Linked DNA regions of Mus musculus: region 1 is linked to region 2. The links are chromatin loops, found by intact Hi-C in ENCODE. Cell type or tissue: gastrocnemius. All regions are shown on one strand. Each heading gives the region's core, and the rest is flanking DNA. Links, peaks and the distances in the headings are about the cores only.

Region 1 (7,667 bases), core at 1,160-6,159, 260 kb after region 2:
CAGAAAGGCAGTTTGGAAACCAGACAAATGGGCTGGTAATGAAGAGCTGCTTCCCTGTAGCCTTGCAGATAGATAGCCTGATGTTTTTTGATAGTGAATTCTCTGAAGTTCTCAAGAAAGCAGTTAGCTTCTTAAGCTATGCAAGCAATGGACATAAGAAGGGGACTTCTTACCCATGGCCCAGCTCAGAGTTCCTTAGCCCTGGGATTCCATCCTCATTATAGCACCTTTGACATTGTAAGCATGAGGAACCACTGACAGTTGAAACAGGAACACATGCACTGAGCTGTGTGCCACTGTCTAACTTAGCAGAGAGCTTGGCAGTCCTTCTGTGGCAGTACATTTAGATCTGCATCATCCTTCCTCCTGGTCCTTTGATTAATTTACCTGTAAAGATGTAGGATAGCATTGAACTGTTCTGTGCTCATTTGGCCTGTGTGATGTGTCTGTGCCTTTACTTATACAAAGCAACAGGACAGCCACTGTCCTTACAGCTGCGTACTGCAGCCAGATAGAGTCCCACTGCGATACAAATGCGCATCTTTATTTTCTGCACTTCACCATTAGGGCATTAAAAACTTAACTCAGGCACTTTGTTATTCTTAGGCTATGTGTGGCTCTCGTTGCTATTAAGAACTCTGAGTAAAATCAATGTATTTGGCAATCTTACACGCACATAGATGGTTTCCTTCTTTGACCTAGAAATCAAACCTGCTCAGCCCTACTTTCTCTGCCATTACAGTCATTGTCACAGCTTGGTGCCTGCAGTTTTTGGAATGATCACATATGGTTCTGTGATTAAAGTAGAAGTTAACAAATTTAATATTATCTGTGTGTATACAAATCTGGTACACAGACACCACATTTACTCTTACCATTTTATTTAATATTGTAGATAAGAATTCGAGATCCAAATCAGGGAGGTAAAGACATAACAGAGGAGATTATGTCTGGAGGTGGCAGCAGAAATCCCACTCCACCTATAGGAAGACCCGCATCCACTCCCACTCCTCCTCAGGTAAGTAGAGTGAGCATGACCATGGCGGTGGGCGCTGGGCACTCACTCATTGACCTCCTCGCTCTCTTCCGTAGCCACTCTGTCCTTTCCTCTCTGTCAGCTGTCCAGAGCCTGAGTATCTCAGGAAGCTTCGACAGACACGGTTCTCTTCCCGAGTTGCTTTCAGGTCCTACTGGCGATGTTTTCTGTGGGTTGGCTTCGCATTCAGAGCACAGATGCTGCCACACTTGCTATTGAGCTGTTCCATGCTATCCAAAGGTGCTTCGTGCCTTGGAAGCCACCCTATTGAGTGAGTAGTTATGAGTCCGCTGTGGAGCCTTAGGATGAAGTGCCGTGGAAGAGGGTGGTGTCACAGTGAGGATGTACGCGTTGTGGCCGGGATGCTTGAGAAGATTGTCCCCGTTAGAGTCTCGTTCAGGACCTACACAGCTGTGCTTCCAAGGCTGCTCTGTGAGTTTAGTCAGGCCTGACTGGTAAAGTATGTGGCTTTGGTCTTAGAAGAAATCGAAGAGTCCCAAGAAGAGCTAGGCTTGAGCAAACTGTGACTTGTGGCATTGAAATTGGTTGCCCAAGTTTGAAGCTTCTTACCTTGTTACTGGGTGACTTCCCAACGTAATCAGTCACCTGTCACCGAGAGCCCAGCAGACAGAAGCACCTGTTTAAGGGGATTGTTTGTTTGTTCTCATGGCTGGAAGGTGAGAGCCCCCAGAGCCGATTTACAAATGAGCATTAGACCAGAGGTAAGGCATGGCAGAGTAGCCAACCGCTGACTTGATTACCGCCACAGAGCCTCAAAGAAGTGCTCTGAGATATTGAGGTCACCAAGAGTAAGCGAGTTCAGTTCAGAGCCCTCGTAAACCTGTGACCTGTTGGCTTGAGTGGGCTGTGTTCCCCTTGGGAGTGATGGTCCTCTCTGTCGCAGTCCCCATTACAGAGAAGAGTATGTGGCCACCTCGGTTAGAGGGTTTCAAGGTTGTTACAGAACTTATTTTTGAAATTGTCTTCTTTAAACATTTTAAGTCTGAATGATTAAGAGTGTGGTTTTGTCTCCAGAATTGATCATGCAATGGGATAGTAGATCGGAAATGACCTACATACATGGTTTATTGACAGCCAGGTATAATTCTAGACATAGTGGCCTCTCGGACGGCCTGGCGGGTGCTGGAGTAGAACTTGCAGTTGGTTGGTGAGGACATGCACACTTTGCACCCTTTAGTCTCTTTGCAAACATCAGTTAAGATAGGGTGTAGTTGACAACTTGAAATTCCCACCTTGAAAATCTGTACCTTTCTGTATTTTAATTCTCTATATGGTGTGTCTGGTTAGGTTTTTTTGTTGTTTTTTTTAAGGATTTATTTTTGATCATGTATATATGTATACATGTATGTGTTTTTATGTGAATGTCTAACATGTGTGTGGATGTCCTTAGAGGCCAGAAGGTGTGTCCCTCTGGAGTTGGAGTTACTCTAGGCTGTTGTCAGCTGCCTGGTGTGGGTGCTGGGAACCTGACTCCATCCTCTGCAAGAACAGTGAGTGCCTTTACTAGTGGAGCTCTCTTGCACCCAGCCCATTCCTGTCTTCGGATCTTGCAAGTGTGACCCTGTGCCTTCCCAGCTCTTCTTCAGTCCTTACCCCCTTCCCTGGGACCACAGGCGCAAGCACAAGTCTTGGTGTCTGTATGGTGGGTGACAACTCAGATAGAGACAGTGATTGCTGTGGAGAGCCTCCAGTCTTGTCTCTTTTGTGTTCTTACATTTGAATCCACCCGTACAAATCTTGGCTCTGTGTATGCGTGGAGTCTGTGGGATGGATCGTAGCTGTTTAATTGATGAGTGTACTTTTCCTCTTAAAGTCAACAGCAGAAGCATTACAGCTTCTGGCTTCATTTCTGGGAGGTCATGGAAGCTGTGCCCATAGACGGCTGAACTTGGTGAAGGGAGATTATATCGTGTCAAAAAATACTGAGTCTGTTCTTTTCCTAAAGGCTGCAGGCTCTGAACATTGGCGCTGAGTTCTCTTTCTAGAAAGCCCTCGGCACAGGGCCTGTAATAGACATTTGAAGTTAGGACACGATCCTGGATCCACCTGTTGTTGTTGTTGTTGTTGTTGTTGTTGTTGTTGTTGTTGTTGTTGTTGTTGGAGACAGGATCTCACACTATAGCTCTGGCTGTCTTTTGTTCTCTAGACCAGGTTGGCCTGAACTCACAGAAAGTGTCTGCCTCTTTGCCTCCTGGGATCTGGTATTAAAGGTGTGGGCTCCCCCAACCCCGCCTGCCAGTCCATCTTGAATGGCTTTCTAGTTTAAGAGCTACTATGAGGACAGCCTTCTCTGTTGGTGTGTTGGGCCAAGCATGTTTTTGTTCTCATGGTGTACCTGCTTTTGTTTCCAGTTAGCAAGAAGTCTGGGTCTTTTTCTGCGCTGTCCAGAATAAAACTGTAGGTGGGTAAGCTGGTTCTGACAGGCTGTTTCCTTGGGTGTTTGAGAGTAGATGGTGCCCTCTAGTGGTAGCAGTCTTTATGTAGGCCTTGAAGTTGGGATTGCTCTGCCCTTAGCAGCAGCAATGTTACAGCTCTGGGCTATAAAGACCTAACCATTCTATCCTTCTCCCTGTACCCAGACTCCACAGTCTCTATCCAGTGGCCTTCAGCAGTGTTTATCCTTCAGGCTCAGCCTCTGCCCTCCCCTGCCATCTTTCTTTTACTTTCTTCTGCCCTGGCTGTTCTTAAACCATCCAGTTTCTTTTTCGTTTGCTGCCAAGCAGCCACTGGCTGCCTTGCCTCTTCTGCTGAGCTCTGCCAACTGATCACCTGCTGTTGACATGCCTACTGACTCTGCCACTGAAGACACTTTGATGTCTATTTTTTTTCTTGTGAGCTCAGCCCATACAGCGGAAAGTAGGCAAGGTACAACTTGTCAAGCCTTTTATTGGACCTAATGTCACAACAACAGGAAGGGTGACACTTGACAGCATCTCTCTGCAGAGTCAGTACTTGAGCCTCAACAGTGTGCGTTTGTATCCAGATGAGAGGTATTTGAGACAATCACAACTCACCTTGCGTGCAAACAAAGGCTGATGTCTATTCCAATCACAGGCTTTCTTCCTTGGGCTTTCTGCTAGGTCAGCAAGTGAGGTGCTCCCCTTGTGTCCCAGATGGTAAGGGCTACAGGGTCACCTGGAGTCCATCATGGTCTGTGCTAGCACAAACTGACAACTGGAGCAGACCTGGTTGGCTGTATGTTCAAGAGCTGGGGCAGACTTTTGTAATTGTGTAGTTTTTTTTCAGGCATCCCTGGAATGTTCCAAATGGCCATTGCTGGCATGCAGCGTGTCTACTGGCTACTGAACTACAGCCCTTCAGTTTAAGGTAGCCAGGATAGCAGTGGCACCCCCACAGCTAGGGGGCATAGGGAATTCCTAGGAAATCTACTTATCCTACCCTTGGTGTCTCTGCCTAATTACCAGGAGTGCTCCCAACGAGAGAGCTCTAACTGCTTATTCCCAAGGGTGACTTTAACTTGTTTTCATGTTCTTTTCTGAAATAAGGGCCCTGGCCCAGACTGATGGCAGTTCTTCTGCCCAGCCTCCTAAGGTTAGAATGGCAGACATGTAGCACTATACTTACAACAAATTGTAGCAGTGCTTTAACCCTGCTTAGCATCTGACCAGACTTCATAGCAGGTGGGATCCCATTACTTAACTCCTTTGAAGTCCCACACAGTTGCTTGTGCGTCCATAGCAAAGCTGACTGCTGGCATCCAGGCTGCCCTTGGTTTATGTTCAGGGTTGTACAGCATAGACTACACAGAGTGGCAGATCATAGAGACCGGGTACTAGTGGGTTAGGTGAGGTTGTATTAGAGAGTCCTGGGAGTTCAAGAATGGGATACAGACAGACCTTACAGAAAGATACCTTACAGAAAAATGTAATGTAGGAATATAACACACACAAGTTAGTAAACAGTTGAGTGCTGTACTTTGCCCCTGCTGTGGTTTCTAAGGCTCTCTTTTAAGGCTGACAGCACATTTTAGCTTGGCTTCAGTCTGCAGGTCTGTGCACAGGTCAGCTGAGTGAGGAGGTTAACCCACAATAACTGAATCAAGACAGCATTGCTCATAAATCGTGTGGGACTCAGGGGTCAGCAGGTCACAGGAAGCATGAAGGCATCAAAGAGATCAACCAGTGGGGCTGAGAGGGGAAGAAAGACCGGGTGAAAAGACTGGACCATGCCTTCTGTAAGGCCTGTGCCTATTCTCTGTCAGGCTCCCCACGGACTTCAGTAGTAAGGAAAGATGACTCTGGTGAAGGAGGCAGGTCTTCTTTTGTCTCAGTGTGTTGTCATAGTCATGGATGTGTTGGCTTTTCTGCCAGTGGGATTCATAAACAGCCACACATGGAACTTAACTGAGCTAAGCTGAAGGAGTCTGCATGGAACTCATGGCAGGCCTGAGTCACTGAAAGTCACCAGAGATGGCCGCTGAGGGTCCATTGACAGGAACAATCCTGGGGTCCACATGACGAAAACCTGAAGGCAAAGGGAATTTTTACTGTTGCTGTCTGCTCTAGGCGTCGGTGAAACTACAGGCTGTCTTCCCTAGTAAGTTTTTAGATGATCTCTGTGTGCCTCCTACAGATGTTATGTGTCATACACATAGAAAGTGTGCTTCCTGTGACCATGGCCCCACCAGATGGTCACCGTGCTTGGACGTAGATGTATGCACAGGTCTTAGAGAACGGATGCTTTTCACCTGAGAGACAAAGATTCCACTCTTAGCGCAGCCTAGTCAGTGTAACTACTACAGTGGAGAAGAAGCAATGGTATCCGCGCCCCCCCCCCCCAGTAGCAAGCCCTTCGGCCATTGGTGGTGGTTAGTGACCAAGAGAGGTTTCTATCCTCAGAATTACCTGCTGCGTAGCAGCTGGCCTCTGAAAAGGAACAGAAGAGATTAGATAGATAAAATTTTAAAATGTCCACGTGTAGTCAGTGATGTGTAGACCAGAAGGTGTTGGATCCCCTGGAATGGGAGCTACCATGTGGGTGCTAGGAATTGAACGTGGCTCCTCTATAACAGTGAGAAGTGCTCTTAAGTTCTAAGCCAATTCTCCAGCCCCCAAATAGATTTTACAAACTACTGTTCATTTTATTTCTTTCGCCCTCCTTTCTCACCACTTTTAGGATCAGCCTTCGAGTAAATAATAGCTGAAACTTGGTAAAGGGTCTTGTGGCAAGGAGCACAGGTCAGGGAAAAGTTGGAAACGGAATCATTGGCACATCTTGAATGTAAATCTTCTTCTGTAGTTTGGGGAATTGCCAGAGCCATAGGGGAGTTGTCCCTTACAGAACAGCTCCACACACACACCCCACCTCTGGGAAATGGAATCTGCGACAAGCCATTTCATGCTTTAACAACTAATAGCTTCATGCTGGGTTGGCAGCACAGGTACACTCCTGTGTTATTAGTGTAATTCGATCAGGAAGGAGGCAGGACAAACAAACAAGAAAATCCCGCTTTAACTTTTAAGTAGCGATCTTGTCATCCATGTCCAACCAACTCGTCCAATTTGGCACTGACGAGTTGGTTGCTCTCTTCTGAGAAGCGTATTTTTGTAGTTTTAAATGGTGATTGTAGTAAAGATGGGAGTTATTAAATTAAGTCACATTGTTCTTGTTAGTATGGTAGTGTTAGTACTAGCCCTTGAATGAAATGTTACTATTCAGTATGACGAGCCTTAAGGACTAAGCTGGCATGCATTCTTTGTGTTTAAATGCAATGTCATGGTGAACAGTGTCTGTTGCATGCTTAACTGTTTGGATTTAGAGTGAATTGTGAACTGGGTGTGGTGGTGCACACCTTTAGTCCTAGCACTTGGGAGACAGAAGCCAGGGGGCAGCCAGGGCTACAACAGAGAAACTCTGCTTCAAGCCCCCCACCCCCTAAAATAGCTGTTAGAATGGATTATACCCAAGAGATAACAAAACTAGATAAGATCTAGTTTTGGCAAAATATCTTCAGATACAATTTAGATTCCCCATTTGTCTTAAATCAGTCAGGAAATCTCACTGCCTTAAGACCAATTCTGAGTTTTCTTGCACTTCTGGGTAGAAGCCAATGAAGCCAGTGTTTAGGTTGTTTAGCCAGTGTGCTTTAGGTTGGTTATAGAAACCATCATTCTCATTAGATTTTGTTTTCCTAGTTTTGTAGACTACAGTTAATCAAACTCTGAGTGAGTTAGTCTTTGCTTTTAGAGCGTAAGGCTTCACTTTACATGTGTTATGAAATACACTGAGCAGGAGTAAGGGACTCCTGGCGGGCCTCCACCAGGGGATCCCTCTCAAATTTGCCAGGCCTAATATTAAAGGTTTATTGTGGGAAGGGAGAGGAGCAGGGACCTGGAAAGGGGGCAGAAGAAGATGGGGAGAGGTGAGAGGGACAGTTAAGGGCAGGAAGAGAGAAACAGGCTGACCAGGAACACTTGGGGGGAGGGGGAGACAGAGACAGAAACTGAGATGGAGGGAGGAGGAGGGAGACTTGGGTAGCAAGCAGTTCTCTCGAGTGCTGCTGCCCTTGTCTCTCACCAGTGGCAGCACGGGTAGTACTGGGAGATCGAGGTGACAGCAGCTGTTGCTAGCTAGCTGTTGGATGGAGCCT
Region 2 (7,667 bases), core at 1,294-6,293:
GATCTCCTTGAACACACTCTCTTACTCTATCGCCCTTGCTGATCTTGAATTTATGCCTCAACCTCCCAGGTAGTGGGGATCACAGGCCAGAGCCACAAGGCCCCACTACCATTCTTCCTTTATTACAAAAGCCATGGATGATTGTTATAGAAAACAAACAAACAGGAAAGCACAGGCTTAAGCAGGAACATACGGTCCTGTGTGCACATTGCTTTGCAAACTGCTTCTCTTCCTGAAGGTACAGGAGCCACACATGCCAGCATCTACATTTCTGTTGTTCAGACATGATGACCTGTTGTCAGGTCATAGCAGTTTTCTGTTGTGTGATATGTATGTGGTATTCATGGTAGGCAGTACACAGGAATGTGTGTGGTGTCGGAGGCCAGAGGGTGCCCTCTCAGGGAACATTTCTTCTTCTTCTTCTTCTTCTTCTTCTTCTTCTTCTTCTTCTTCTTCTTCTTCTTCTTCTTCTTCTTCTTCTTCTTCTTCTTCTTCTTCTTCTTCTTCTTCTTCTTCTTCTCTTCTTCTTCTTCTTCTTCTTCTTCTTCTCTTCTTCTTCTTCTTCTTCTTCTCTTCTTCTTCTTCTTCTTCTTCTTCTTCTTCTTCTTCTTCTTCTTCTTCTTCTTCTTCTTCTTCTTCTTCCTCCTCCTCCTCTCCTCCTCCTCCTCCTCCTCCTCCTCCTCCTCTTCTCCCTCCTTCTGTTTTCTTTATTTTTTATTCACTTCACATCCTGATTGCTGCCCCCTCTCCCTGTCCCCCTCTCACACAGTCCCTCCCTCCTCCTCCTCCACTTCTCCTCTGAGAGGATGGAGGTCCCCTGTGTATCCCCCCACCCTGGCTCCCACATCAAGTCTCTGCACTGCTAGGGGCATCTTCTCCCACTGAGGCCAGACAAGGCAGCAGCCCTGTTAGGAGAACATATTTCGCTGACAGGCAATGGCTTTAGGGACAGCCCCTGATCTATCAGTTGAGGAACCCACATGCAGACAGAGCTGCACATCTGCTACATAGGTGCGGGGGACCTAGGTCCAGCCAGTGCGCTCTCTCTCTCTCTCTCTCTCTCTCTCTCTCTCTCTCTCTCTCTCTCTCTCTCTCTCTCTCTCTAGCTCACCAAGTAGGCTAGGCTGGTCAGCCAGGGACCTGCCAGTTTCTGTTTCCTCAGCACTGGGGTTGCAAGAGTTGCTCCATGCCCTGTTCTTCCTTCCTTCCTTCCTTCCTTCCTTCCTTCCTTCCTTCCTTCCTTCCTTCCTTCCTTCCTTCCTTCCTTCCTTCCTTCCTTCCCCCCTCCCTCCCTCCCTCCCTTCCTCCCTCCCTCTCTTAATTTTTAAGATAGGGCATCTCTGTTTAGCCCTGGATTGGGTTTTGTTGTTGTTGCTGGGTTTTGTTTTGTTTTAATGTGGACTTCAGCGATCAAACTCAGTTCCCCATGCTTATGAGGCAAGTATTTTCTGACCATCTTCCCGGCCCCAAAGATTTCTCTCTTTTACCAGTGTGTGCTTTGTATGCACATGTGCATGTGTGTGTGTGTGTGTGTGTATGTGTGTGTGCATACATTCATGTGTCTGTGTGTTCAAGTATCCTAGGAGCTTGGTTGTTATTTTTGTTTTGACACAGTCTCATGTAGCCCAGGCTGTCCTCAAACTCACCCTGTAACTGAGGATGGGCGAGAATCTATGGTCCTCCTGCCTCTGCCTTTCAGTCTACATGATGGTAGGGATGGAAGCCAGGGCTCCGTGCACACCAGGCAGGCACAATACCTCAGGCAGGCTGAGTGTCCACTGGGCAGGACATTCTGGCTTGGGAAGACTTGGATGGGTCCTAGATTCTGCCGCTCCTCTACCATCCATGGAGATTTCAAGAGCTTATTATGCAGGTCCCAGAGGAGAGCCACAAAGATGACCTGTTGTCATTTGAGACTGCTGGCACGGTGGCAGTGAGGGTTCACACACCCGTGCTTGCAAACATCCTGAATGGCTTTCCAAGATGGGCCTCTGTGGGAGGCAGGTGCACGGCCAGGCAGGACAGACCACCCTGCTCAAGCACCCGGAGGACATTATGGTTGCTTTCCCTACAGCCCACCTCTGTCTGACGTGAGCAAGTCAACACCCAGCTCCATCCACCTGGGAGAGGGGAGACTCGGTTTTTTGCATAGTTTCAGGGTTGTTTTGTTTTGTTTTGTTTTGTTTTGTTTTGTTTTGTTTTGTTTTGTTTTGTTTTGTTTTGTTTTGTTTTTTCGAGGCAGGGTTTCTCTATGTAGTCCTGGCTGTCCTGGAAATCACTCTGTAGACCAGGCTGGCCTCGAACTCAGAAATTCACCTGCCTCTGCCTCCCAAATGCTGGGATTAAAGGTGTGCACCACCACGCCCGGCTTCAGGTTTATTCTTGTTTTATGTCAGTTTGAGTTGTTTGGTTTTGTGATGACCAGCAGGCCCTTCAGTTTTTGAGATAAGGTCTCACTATGTAACCCGGGGTAGCCTTGAACTCAGCACCTCTGAGTGCTGGGATTGCAGGTGTGGAAGGGGATATGTTTAGGACAGAGAAGTACTTTCTCCAGAACTCACCATCCTTCTGTCTCAGCTTCCTGGAGATCTTAGGTTCTCGGCTTCCAGAGTCACTCAGGGACAAGACTTTTTGTTTTAAAACAGAATAGCCAGCCGGGCGGTGGTGGCGCACGCCTTTAATCCCAGCACTTGGGAGGCAGAGGCAGGTGGATTTCTGAGTTTGAGGCCAGCCTGGTCTACAGAGTGAGTTCCAGGACAGCCAGGGCTACACAGAGAAACTCAGTCTAGAAACATACACTCCTCCCCCAAAACAAAAAACAAGCAAAAACCAGAATAGCCACCAACAGAGGGATTTCTAGTTTGATCTTCTTTTTTTAAAAAAAGATTTATTTATTATTATACATAGGTACACTGTAACTGACTTCAGATGCACCAGATCTCATTACAGTTGGTTGTGAGCTACCATGTGGTGGCTGGGATTTGAACTCAGGACCTTCAGAAGAGCAGTCAGTGCTCTTACCCGCTGAGCCATCTCTCCAGCCCTTGATCTTATTTCTATATTTAGAAGCAAAAAAACAATCAACCAAACAAAAACAGTTGGGGACTGTATGTGGTAGCCTATGTTGTTAATCCCAGCACTTGGGAAGCAGAGGCAGGCAGATCTCTATGAGTTCAAGGCCAGCCTTATCTACACAGTGAGTTCCAAGCCAACCAGAATCAGCGCTACCTTGAGTGTGTGCACACACGCATGTGTGCGTGAGCATGTGCGTGCATGTGTGCGTGCATGCTGTATCCGTGTTTGGGTGGATAGGGGTATGTCTGATGTCCTCTTCTGGCTCTGTCACTTTCCACCAGATACCTAGAAGTTGCTTCCATCCTCCCTTTAGGAGCATGTCCCCTGCTCTCTAATGCCTTTAACCGAGTTCACTTCAGGTCGCCACCAGAGGGCAGCCATGCTCTATGCCAGCAGCCTGTCGGCCATCCCTGCCGCTCAGTGTGGGTTTCTTCCTGGACTCTCAGACCTGGAAAGGGAGAAGAATAGGAAGCCAGAAAAAAAAAAGAGACCAAAAAGTGATTCCCGTTTGTTAGTTTGTTCTCTGAGACAAGGTCTCGCTGTGTAGCCTGCACTGGCCTGGAGCTTGCTAGATAAAGCAGGCTGGCTTTGAACTCACATAGTTCCTCTGCATCCTGAGTGCTAGAGTTAAAGGCATCACCCCAACTTGCTTTATTATTATTATTATTAATTATTATTATATTTATTTTAGTTTTTCAACAGGGTTTCTATATGTAACAGCCCTGACTGTTCTGGAACTCACTTTGTAAACCAGGCTGGCCTCGAACTCCAACTTGATATTTTAGGGAGACACTTCTACCCAGACATGTGGGAAATTTCCTGGCTTTTTCCTCTTCCCTCTCATTCGTTCTCCAATGTCAGTGTTTTCTTTGCTTAAGGGGGAGGGTTTGGGTTCAGATTGACTTGAAAATCTGTAGTAAAAGATGACTTTGATCGCCACAGCCTCCTGCCTCCACTTGCCAAGTGAGGAGATTAGAGACATAGACCACCAAGTGTGGACTCACCTATAATTTTAAGCAAACAACATGATGTCCTTGTGACGCCATTGCCACAGCTGAGTTTCAGAACCTTCGCCCTGCAGATACCTTGGACTCCTTCCCAGTCACTCCCTGGCCCTCTCTGGTTTCCCTCTCCACACCTAGGCCACCCCTGTCTCTACAGACTTACCTATTATTAGAGACAACTGAAAGCTGTTAATTACATTTTTATTTACCAGGGGCCCCTCATTTACCACAGTGTGCATGTGCCAGTCAGAAAGCAACTTGGGAGAGTCACTTTTCTCTTTGTGGGTCCCAAGAACCAAACCCCTGTGGTTCAGCTTGGCGGCAAGCACCTAAGTGCTGAGCCATCTTGCTGTCCATCCGTTGCTCCTTGTGTAAACTCACTTAGAGGCATCTGCTCATCTGGTTTATTTCTCTTCATGTAACATTTTCAAGGGCCGTCTACATTGGAATGTGGATCGATACTTCATGCTTTTTCATGGCTGAGTAATATTCCATTTGATGGACAGACCACCTGTTCACTATGTATTAATAATGAGACATGGACATTTGGTACTTTCTATCTGGGGGCTATTGTAACTAAGATTGCTAGAGATGTGTGTGCGCACACACCCTTTAAAGATTACAGACATCATCCACGAACCACAAATTGGGCATGTTCATCCCCAGTGAACCATCTGGTTATTACATCATCACAAAGTTACCAAAGGATTACCATTTATTCCAGAGCATTCTATCACCCCTCCTCTCCCCCATCCTCCCTACAGTGCTTCTGCCTCCCCCACCTCAGCCCCCACCCCAGTCCTGGCAACCACTAATCTGCATTCTGCCTCTGCGGCTCCCTGTCCTGGACATTTTACGTAGGTGAAGTCATCCAGCGAGTGGCCTTTTGTGAGTAATGCCCCCTGCCAGCCATGCTTACGCATGTGTCTGTAAGCTGAGGGACAGTCACGCGGTCTGTGACTCTAGCACTGTGGACGTCACACCCAGCTATGTACAAAGGAGTTTGGAGACATTGAAAAGTTTATGGTTGGGCGCACTGGGGCACACTTCACCTACACTAAGGGTCTCACTAGCCTGGAACTTGCTATATAGACCAGATTAGCCTTGAACTCATAGTGATTCCCTCTGCCTCTACTTCTGAGTGCTCGGATTAAGATAAGATGCACACCACCACATCCAGCATAATTGCATATTATATAATAAATACTATATAATTAATATATATATATATTAAATTTATTTATTTTTTATTATTTTTTGACGGGGTTTCTTTGTGTGGACCTGGCTGTCCTGGAACTTGCTCTATAGACCAGGCTGGCCTCGAACTCAGAAATCCACCTGCCTCTGCCTCCTGAGTGCTGGGATTAAAATGCCATCACTGCTCAGCCTGGGGTTTATTTGTTTGCTTTTTGTTTGTTTGTTTTGAGACAGGGTTTCTCTGTGTAGCCCTGACTGTCCTGGAACTCACTCTGTAGACCAAGCTGACCTCAAACTCAGAGGTCTACCTGCCTCTGCCTCCTGAGTGCGCCGATTAAAGTTGTGCACCACCACTGCCCAGTTGTATTATTGTGTCCTGAAACAGGGTTTCATGTAGCCCGGGCTGGCTTTGAAGTCACTCTATAGCCAAGGATGACGCTGGACTCCTGACCTTGCTGCCCGGACCTTCGAGATGCTGTGATGTTTCTGTTGGCTTTTGCTTTCCCTTTGGGGATGACTCAGTTTACCTACTCTTGCCTATTGGGCTGAGAAGCACATGGGCTTGCCCCGTGTCCTCCCCTGCTGCACATGTATGTCTGTCCTTTCCTGAGCTTCACACAGTGTGTCCATGCCCTCCTGTTTATTCTGTTCTGCTTTTCCTGTCTCTGGGAAGGAGCCCAGGGCCTCCCATGTGTTGCACTAGGCTCCTGTTTGACTATTGACTCACGCCCCGCAGCCCTGCTCTTGTTTTAAACACAAAGCCTTTATAGATCATCAGAGGCCCTTGGTGTGTGCCAGTCCTTGCAGGCTGTTCTCTCAGGAAATGTATTCAAGCAGAGCACTCCCCATATCAATTATGAGGGTTTTTACTTCATAGAATCATCTATTTTTATAATTTGCAATTAAAATGATCTTTGGTCACAGGTTGGAAGTGTGTTGTTTTGATGACTGTGGTTACTCTAGCATGATTAAAAGTCTTAGTGCAAGGGCTGGAGAGACGGCTCAGGAGACAGAACTGGATTGACCCAATTGGGTCACATCCCACTCCTGGTGCAGCCAACCATGGATTTGGACGGGGCTGTGCAACGCCAACTTGGCGACAACCAGGGATGAAGCAGGGGCCCATGACCGGAATGCAACACCCACCCCAGACTAGACTCAATCTTCCACATTCTTGAGGTCACAAATGACGCTTCCTCTTTTGTTCGCCAATGGAGATGTGCACTGTGGCTTTGCCACCACACAACCAACAGGTCCAGCCACATCCTGGACTTGTCCCCAGACACAAAGAATGGTACCAGGGTTGGAGAGATGGCTCAGCGGTTAAGAGCACTGACTGCTCTTCCAGAGGTCCTGAGTTCAACTCCCAGCAACAACATGGTGGCTCACAACCATCTGTAATGGGATTCAATGCCCTCTTCTGGTGTCTGAAGACAACTACAGTGTACTCATATACATAAAATCAATAAATCTTTTAAAAAGAAGAAAGAAATAACAGAGGAATGAAACAGAGTAATCTTGAAGGTGAGAAAATAGTTTCTCTCAGTGCTATGCTCACTGCTAAGGTACTCGTGCTTGGGTAAGCAAGTCCTTTACCATGCACGGCAAGCAACCAGTAAAATGCACTGGGTTATAAAAAATGATATAAAAGGAGAGGGGAGGCTATTTGGGGAAAGGAAGGTGTGGATGTTTAAACAAGAATGGCTCCCATAGGCTCATATCCTTGAATGCTTGATCCTGGGTTGGTGGAACTGTTTGGGGAGGATCAGGAGGTGTGGCCTTGTTAGAGAAGGTATGTCACAGGCGGTGGGCCTTGAGGTTTCAAAAGCCTGTGCTGTCCCAACCCCATCCAACTTTCAGAGCAGGGTATAAGCTCTCAGCTCCTGCTCCAGCCCCATCGTCGCCTGCCTGCAGCCATTCTCCTTGTCATGATGGCCACAGGCTTGCCTTCTGCAACTGTAAGCAAGCCACCAGTTAAATGCTTTCCCTTATAAGTTGCCTTGGTCACAGTGTCTCTTCACAGCAATAAAACAGTCACTAAGACAAAAGGGAATCATCAGGAGTTGGTGGGCAGATGGGAGAGAGTAATGGAGGGAGGTGACTAGAGTGGAAGTACAGGATATATGCATATGCAAATGTCATAACAGAACCTGTTACATTTAACTAATACATATCAATTTCTAAAAGATAAACTAATGAGTGACCTTGTCATTGAGAAATAATCATGATCAACTGGCTTGTTAGTGTGTGTGACTCCCTCCATGCATATATTTCTATCAACAAAATATAGAGACCATGGAGAGCATTAGTGCACAGCCCAGGGCCCACACAGCTTCACATTTTAGCAGATTTCCTTCAACTCTTCTTCCCCCTAAAGCCTAGTTTTTTGAG

What was found. Peaks named below come from ENCODE experiments on the same cell type or tissue, not always from the same donor. Only the 100,000 strongest peaks of a DNase experiment are listed, where the experiment ranks them.
Region 1: a loop joins it to region 2, with 3.0 times the contacts of the local background. A loop is called at or near these places in 12 of 42 quality-filtered maps.

Annotation. Positions count from the first base shown.
Region 1 is chr4:138,104,419-138,112,085 of GRCm38, forward strand. Eif4g3 (eukaryotic translation initiation factor 4 gamma, 3) reads left to right here. Exons shown (of 35, transcript NM_172703.3): 10 at 896-1,018. Among named protein-coding and RNA genes, the nearest start is that of 1700095J12Rik, 30 kb to the right of the region's middle. In gastrocnemius, for the core only: a CTCF peak has its summit at 3,534 (motif pointing left); a DNase peak (open chromatin) is centred at 3,525; H3K27ac peaks cover 3,356 bases.
Region 2 is chr4:137,841,428-137,849,094 of GRCm38, forward strand. No RefSeq gene overlaps it. Among named protein-coding and RNA genes, the nearest start is that of Ece1, 17 kb to the right of the region's middle. In gastrocnemius, for the core only: a CTCF peak has its summit at 3,452 (motif pointing right); a DNase peak (open chromatin) is centred at 3,458.